Linked DNA regions of Mus musculus: region 1 is linked to region 2. Evidence: chromatin loops called from intact Hi-C (ENCODE). Cell type or tissue: gastrocnemius. All regions are shown on one strand. Each heading gives the region's core, and the rest is flanking DNA. Links, peaks and the distances in the headings are about the cores only.

Region 1 (2,812 bases), core at 299-2,798, 74 kb before region 2:
TAAATGAACATAACTGATTCAAATACTTCAATTAGTCCAAGATTTTAAAAATCATTTAAAATAAAACATTAATGGTCCCTGAAAAAAAATCCCAGGATTTAGTAAACAATCCTTACATATTTTTCAGCATCAAAAAGTTATTTTTTCCTGCCATTAACATAGCAAAACATTTTTATTTCCTTTAAATTTGGGTGAGTTCACATTTACACTGAACCAAAGCTTATATCCCTTCACCTTTTAAATCCCTTCACCTTTTAAAGGGGAAACTTAAAAATTAAATACACATTAAAATATCCTCAATATTTTACATTCTCTGAAAGAAATTTATACAAAGAGTGAGGGGCATTCAGCATGTGCTCATAGTTCTGTGATGCACTCTATCACTCATTTGTCAGCAAGACACTGCGTGACATGGATTTAAGGAATAGACATGGAAAAAGAAGGGTGGAGAGAAGGTAGGAAGAAAAAAAGGGACAGGAAAGCAAATATGGAAGAATATGGATATCTGGTCGGCCAGGCGTTCACTGCACTATTCACACAACTCTTCAGCAGCTGTGGAACTTAAAACAAAACAAAAGAACTGAACTGTAATTTTGATGTGCCCTGAAATAATTTTCAAATTTTAAAAGAAATTATTGAGGCCTCAGGGAGTGGGGAGGTCTGGTGAGATGGGAGTGGGGGGTGAGGATATCCTCTTGGAGGAGGAGGTATGGGATAAAGAACAGTCAAAGGGCAGACTGGGAAAGGGATAAAGACTAGACTGGAAGAGAGAGAGAGAGAGAGAGAGAGAGAGAGAGAGAGAGAGAGAGAGAGAGAGAGAGAGAAGGAAGGAAGGAAGAGGAGGAAGAAGAAGAGGAAGAGGGAGGGGGAGGGGGAGGGGGAGGGGGAGGGGAAGGGGAAGGGGGAGGGGAAGGGGAAGGGGAAGGGAAGGGAAGGAAAGGAAAGGAATTGAAAGGAATTAAAGTAAGCATAGTAAGCATTCTGTAATTTGTCTTTTTATTAAAAGAACTTTGGAGCTCAAGATCAAAATGACAATACTTCATAGCCAACAGCAGTTACACAAAATTAATAAGGGACAAATAAGAAAACCAACTCAACTAGCTTGTCAATGCCTACACTGACAAGAATGAACTCTCCTGTGTTTGTCTTGTATTTGAGAGGGTCTGCCTATGCTCAGCTCCCTGCATTTGCCATCTTCCTGATTTTAGACTCCCAATTCTTTTAATTAATTTTATGATTTAGCAAGATGAAATCATGATGAACTTTGTGAAAAAGGAAAATGAATACTAAGCCAAGAGCAGAATTAGCCCACAGGCCTTCATGTGGTTTCTATACACACCCTTTCCTGAACAAAAAACAATAGAGAAAATAGATTTTGATTTATGAATATTTTTTCTGTTCTTTTTCTGAAGGTTACATCACTCTAGGAACTAAAAAATTAAATCTATGAGTAAGTACTCTGTAACAATTACACAACCACATGTTAGCTTTGAGCAAGTAGTAAATTAATATCCTGCCTCAGTAAAGACTTGTCATATGAAACTGACCCAAAATAAGTCCTGTCAAATTTGATCTAGGCACAGAAGACTCCAATACACATCTTAACAGTTAAAAAGAAAAAAGACTAAATAGGCACATTAAAAACTTCTGACATATTGATGTATTTAAGTCTAGCTAACTTAGCAAGATCATATGTAGGTTTGAGAATACTCTTCTTAAACATAATCTCTGTGATGTGTATATTGCTTAATCTCCTAAATAACTCCTCAGTTTAAGGAGTGCTAAATCACACAGAAAATTTACTAAATTTTATTTTATAAATATTGTTTTAAATACTGCAACTAGTTTTGATATACCAGAATATCAGTGACATGTAAGCTTTTACTGCAGTTATCACAGAAACTAACCTTGTGAGTAAATGAGAAGAGTGACAGTAATCTGAGCAAGCCTCGGCTATGTTCACTTAACTGACTAACACCGAGACCAGTTAATACAGGTCAGGACATATCTGAACAAGCCAGAGAACTCCATTGCAGAAGCATGATAAAGATGTTCAGCAAGTGAAATGAAACTGAAGGAAGGTGATGGCTCTCTTAGAACCAATGCATGGGAACCTGCAACAACCAAGTCCTAAGCTTAACACAAATCCAAGCTCAGCCTGTATACAGTGAGCCCTCTGGTACAAAATAAAATTTACTTTGTTATAAAATCATGGTAATAACAATCAAAATGGCAACTGTATATAGTTTTCCCGAGTTTTGTTTTGACTTTCTCCCTTGTGCTGATCAAACCCTAGGCCTTGTACATGCTAAAGCCTGTGCTCTACCACTGAGCCACACCCCCTGTAGATCTTTGTATGGGAACCAGACTCTTTTCTGATGGCTCCACTGTAGGCATAGCATAATTTTAAGTAGAAATCTCCAGGTAAACTCAGTTCAACAGGTAGATACTGTTTTCTTGATCAAAGACACCTTAAAAAAAAATTCAACTAGAGGAAAGTACTGAAAAAGAAGAGACAGAGTTGTCCTAGTACACATGTATTCATACAAAGAAGAAACTAGGATACATGGTGTCCTAATTCTAACACAAAAGTAAAAGAGATTATTTGAAAAATAGGAAGACATAAAGACTAGAAACTTACTATTAAGTGTAAGTAACCCTCATTGATTTCCCTGCATCAACTGGGTCAGCAAAAAGGACTACCACTAATAATCTACATACATATTCTGTGATAATTAACCATAATGTAACAAAAATCTCGACTATCATATTTTAGAATAGTGAGATAACTTCAGAATTTAATGAATTAAAC
Region 2 (2,812 bases), core at 51-2,550:
TCTCAAACCCGAAGCATCAGGAAACTTGAAGCAACAGTGAACTCCAATTTGCAGGGGGAGGGAGCACAGCCCTGACAATCCTCTGACTAAGCAGTACGTCTGCTCCACCTGAGAGTTTAAGAAAACTCTGCAAGTTGGTTCGCCCAGGAAGGGTCGGTCTTGCTTCTCTGTGGACTCAACTCAAAAAGACAGATGGATCGAAGAGCATCCTAAAACGGCTTGCCCTTCTCCTCAGTCAACTAAAGTCTTGCCCCGGGGAGACAGAAGACAGACAGACAGAACGACAGACACACACACACACACAACCTCCGGCGCGCTGGCTACAAACACTCCGAAAAGAGCACGAGGCGGAGGGAAGGCACTCGGGTGGGACACGCACACCGGCGTCCGACACCCGGCCCGGGTCCGCTCGCTCGCTTGCAGAACAATGCTCCCGCCGCGCTGCCAACCTCGCAAGTTGCTGCGAGTCTGCGCGGTCCCGGGGCTCGGACCCCGGCAGGGCTGAGGTGGCTGCGGAGTGCGCGAGGGCGGCTGGCCTGGGCTCCGCCGCTCCCGGGGAAAGCGGCGCGAGAAGCCGGGCAGGCAGGGCCGCCGGGCCGTGGGGGCGGGGAAGGCCTGGCCCGGGGCTCCGCAGCCTGCTCGGGCCGCCGCCGGCGGGAGCGCGGTCGGGGCGCGCGAGGGACAATAGCGCGCGGGGAGCGTCGCTCGGGGTCGGCTGAGGCGAGCTGAGAGAGCTGACAGAAGCCGAGGAGACCTGACACGCGCGGCCCGGCTCCGCGACGCTGCGCTCGGCCCGACCGACCGCCGCTCCGTCGCCGCCCGGGGTCGTGTCTCACCTCCCAGCCCCGCCGCCCAGGAGAGGAGCAGAATTAACACTGTCGGCAACACCATCTTCCCCGGCCGCCGCCTCCTCACGGGTTAACCGCGGTGCATCGATCCTGAGGGAGCCGCGACCGGCGCTGGGTCCCGACGAGCCTCCCCGGCAGTGGCACCCGGCGAAGCGCCTCCCTCTCGCTCCACTTCAGGGGCCCAGCCGCGCGCCCTGCTCCGCCAAAACAGGGCCCTCCCTCCCCCTCGGCCTCTTCCTTCCTCCCTTCCCCGCTTCCCTGCCCTCGCTCTTCGCCTGGTCTCAGCCCCTTCCCTGAGCCGCGGCCCTCCGCCTCCTTTCTCGCCACGTGACGCGACGGCACCCAATACACTCGCGAGGCCGCACCCCTGCCTCCCGCCCCGCCCTGCTCCCCCAAGCGCCCCGGGATAATGCGCATGCGTGCCGAGGCGAGCGCCCGGGCCGCTAGGCCCCGCCGCTGCTTCCTGTCCGCTGGCGGAGAGCAGGGATTGGCCTGGGAGGGCGGGGCCGCTGGAGACTCCGCCCACCGCCCCGGGCGGGAGCGCTCTTTTCCCTGTGAAAGTGCTACCTGGTTCTTCCAGCTGTTAAGGACTGTCTCTTGGAATCACACCCTACCCCGAAGCTGTCAAGAAGGGCTTTCGGCTTCTTCGCCTCCAAAAAACTAGAGGTTTTCCTTGCTTCTCTATCTGTTTCTTTTGAAGCTCTGCAGCTGCCAAGTAAACAAAAGCAGTCCCAGCAAACCATGATTTTAGCCGCGATACACAGCTCTGATGGGAACATAAAAGGAAAGATCCAACAGGAAGAAAAAAATACCCAAAGGGGTATCTTCCCGAACCATTAGCAAATGTATGTCACCTACTAGGCCTTAGCCATAATAATAAATAAATAAATAAATAAGCCGGTGGTCCTTAGTCTCCAGCTCAGAAAATGCTCGCTTGTTAGTCTGTTTCCCTCATACCTCCTTCATGCCAACTTCTACAAAACCGGTATTTGACTTCTCATTTACTCGCTTTGATTCTTTATACTCGTATTCAAGAACTACAACTTTAGGAGTAATGGGAGGAGGGATTTGTAAGGGTGGGACTGGGAGGAGAGGAGCGGGGCTGCTCTTCGGATGTAACGCGAATGAATAAATGAAAAAAAAAAAGAACTACAACGTCTTCATCATACTTAACTCTGCTTCGGTTGACTCAAAGAATATGAGTTTATATTATTGATAATAAGAATAAATTGCAAACCTTTTACTTCCGCCCTATATATTTTCTACAACCTACATTGTTAATGTAGATAATGTGGTTTTTAAAGAAAACAGAAATAAAGATGAGAATACTTTTCCCACCCCCATCTCCCATCTCTCATCTAATTATCCCAGGTTATTCTTTGAGTGGTTATGAGGCCAAGGGTAAACATGAACTTCTGATTCCTCCCATCTTCCATGCACCGTCACACCTTACTTAAGGAATATACTTATTTTAATTGTTTTGAAAAATGAATTGTTGTTTTGCTTCACATTACTAAACTCAATACTGCAGTCAGAACTTCCCACATCATCATGATTGTCCTGTCCATTCGTTTCTACTGAAGCATATAAAATCAATACAGAGTAACTGAATGCTGTTATTTCTTTTTCCTTTTGTAAAGTGTCTATTCTGAGTAACCTGCAGACATGTTGCTTATCACATGCGCTGTTTCTGCCTTATGTACTCACAGGCAGTAGAAGTTTTGACTTTTTGAGTTATTAATCCATCTCTGTGACAAGTTTGATATTAGGTAGTATTGTTTATAATCAATTCTAATAATCATAAGCAAAGATCATTTTCTTTTTTAATTCAAAGAAATCGCAGGAGTTTACATCTAAAATGCTGTTTCTTTTCTTTAAAAATATGAATGAATAATGAATGGTATTTTCATGTTACAAGTTTGGACTATTGCTTTGCTTAAAGTCTTAATTCCATTACTGGCATT

Evidence for each region. A loop is a pair of places that touch in the nucleus more often than their neighbours do. Peaks named below come from ENCODE experiments on the same cell type or tissue, not always from the same donor. Only the 100,000 strongest peaks of a DNase experiment are listed, where the experiment ranks them.
Region 1: it touches region 2 in a loop (2.4-fold over the local background); 5 of 42 quality-filtered maps call a loop at or near these places.

The regions. Positions count from the first base shown.
Region 1 is chr9:70,751,218-70,754,029 of GRCm38, reverse strand. All of the region lies in intron 8 of Adam10 (a disintegrin and metallopeptidase domain 10), which reads right to left. Among named protein-coding and RNA genes, the nearest start is that of Adam10, 74 kb to the right of the region's middle. In gastrocnemius, for the core only: no CTCF peak of the experiment used is centred there; no DNase peak of the experiment used is centred there.
Region 2 is chr9:70,677,284-70,680,095 of GRCm38, reverse strand. Adam10 (a disintegrin and metallopeptidase domain 10) reads right to left here and starts at 1,114. Exons shown (of 16, transcript NM_007399.4): 1 at 837-1,114. The coding sequence starts at 891. In gastrocnemius, for the core only: no CTCF peak of the experiment used is centred there; DNase peaks (open chromatin) are centred at 543 and 1,232; H3K4me3 peaks cover 1,931 bases; H3K27ac peaks cover 1,738 bases.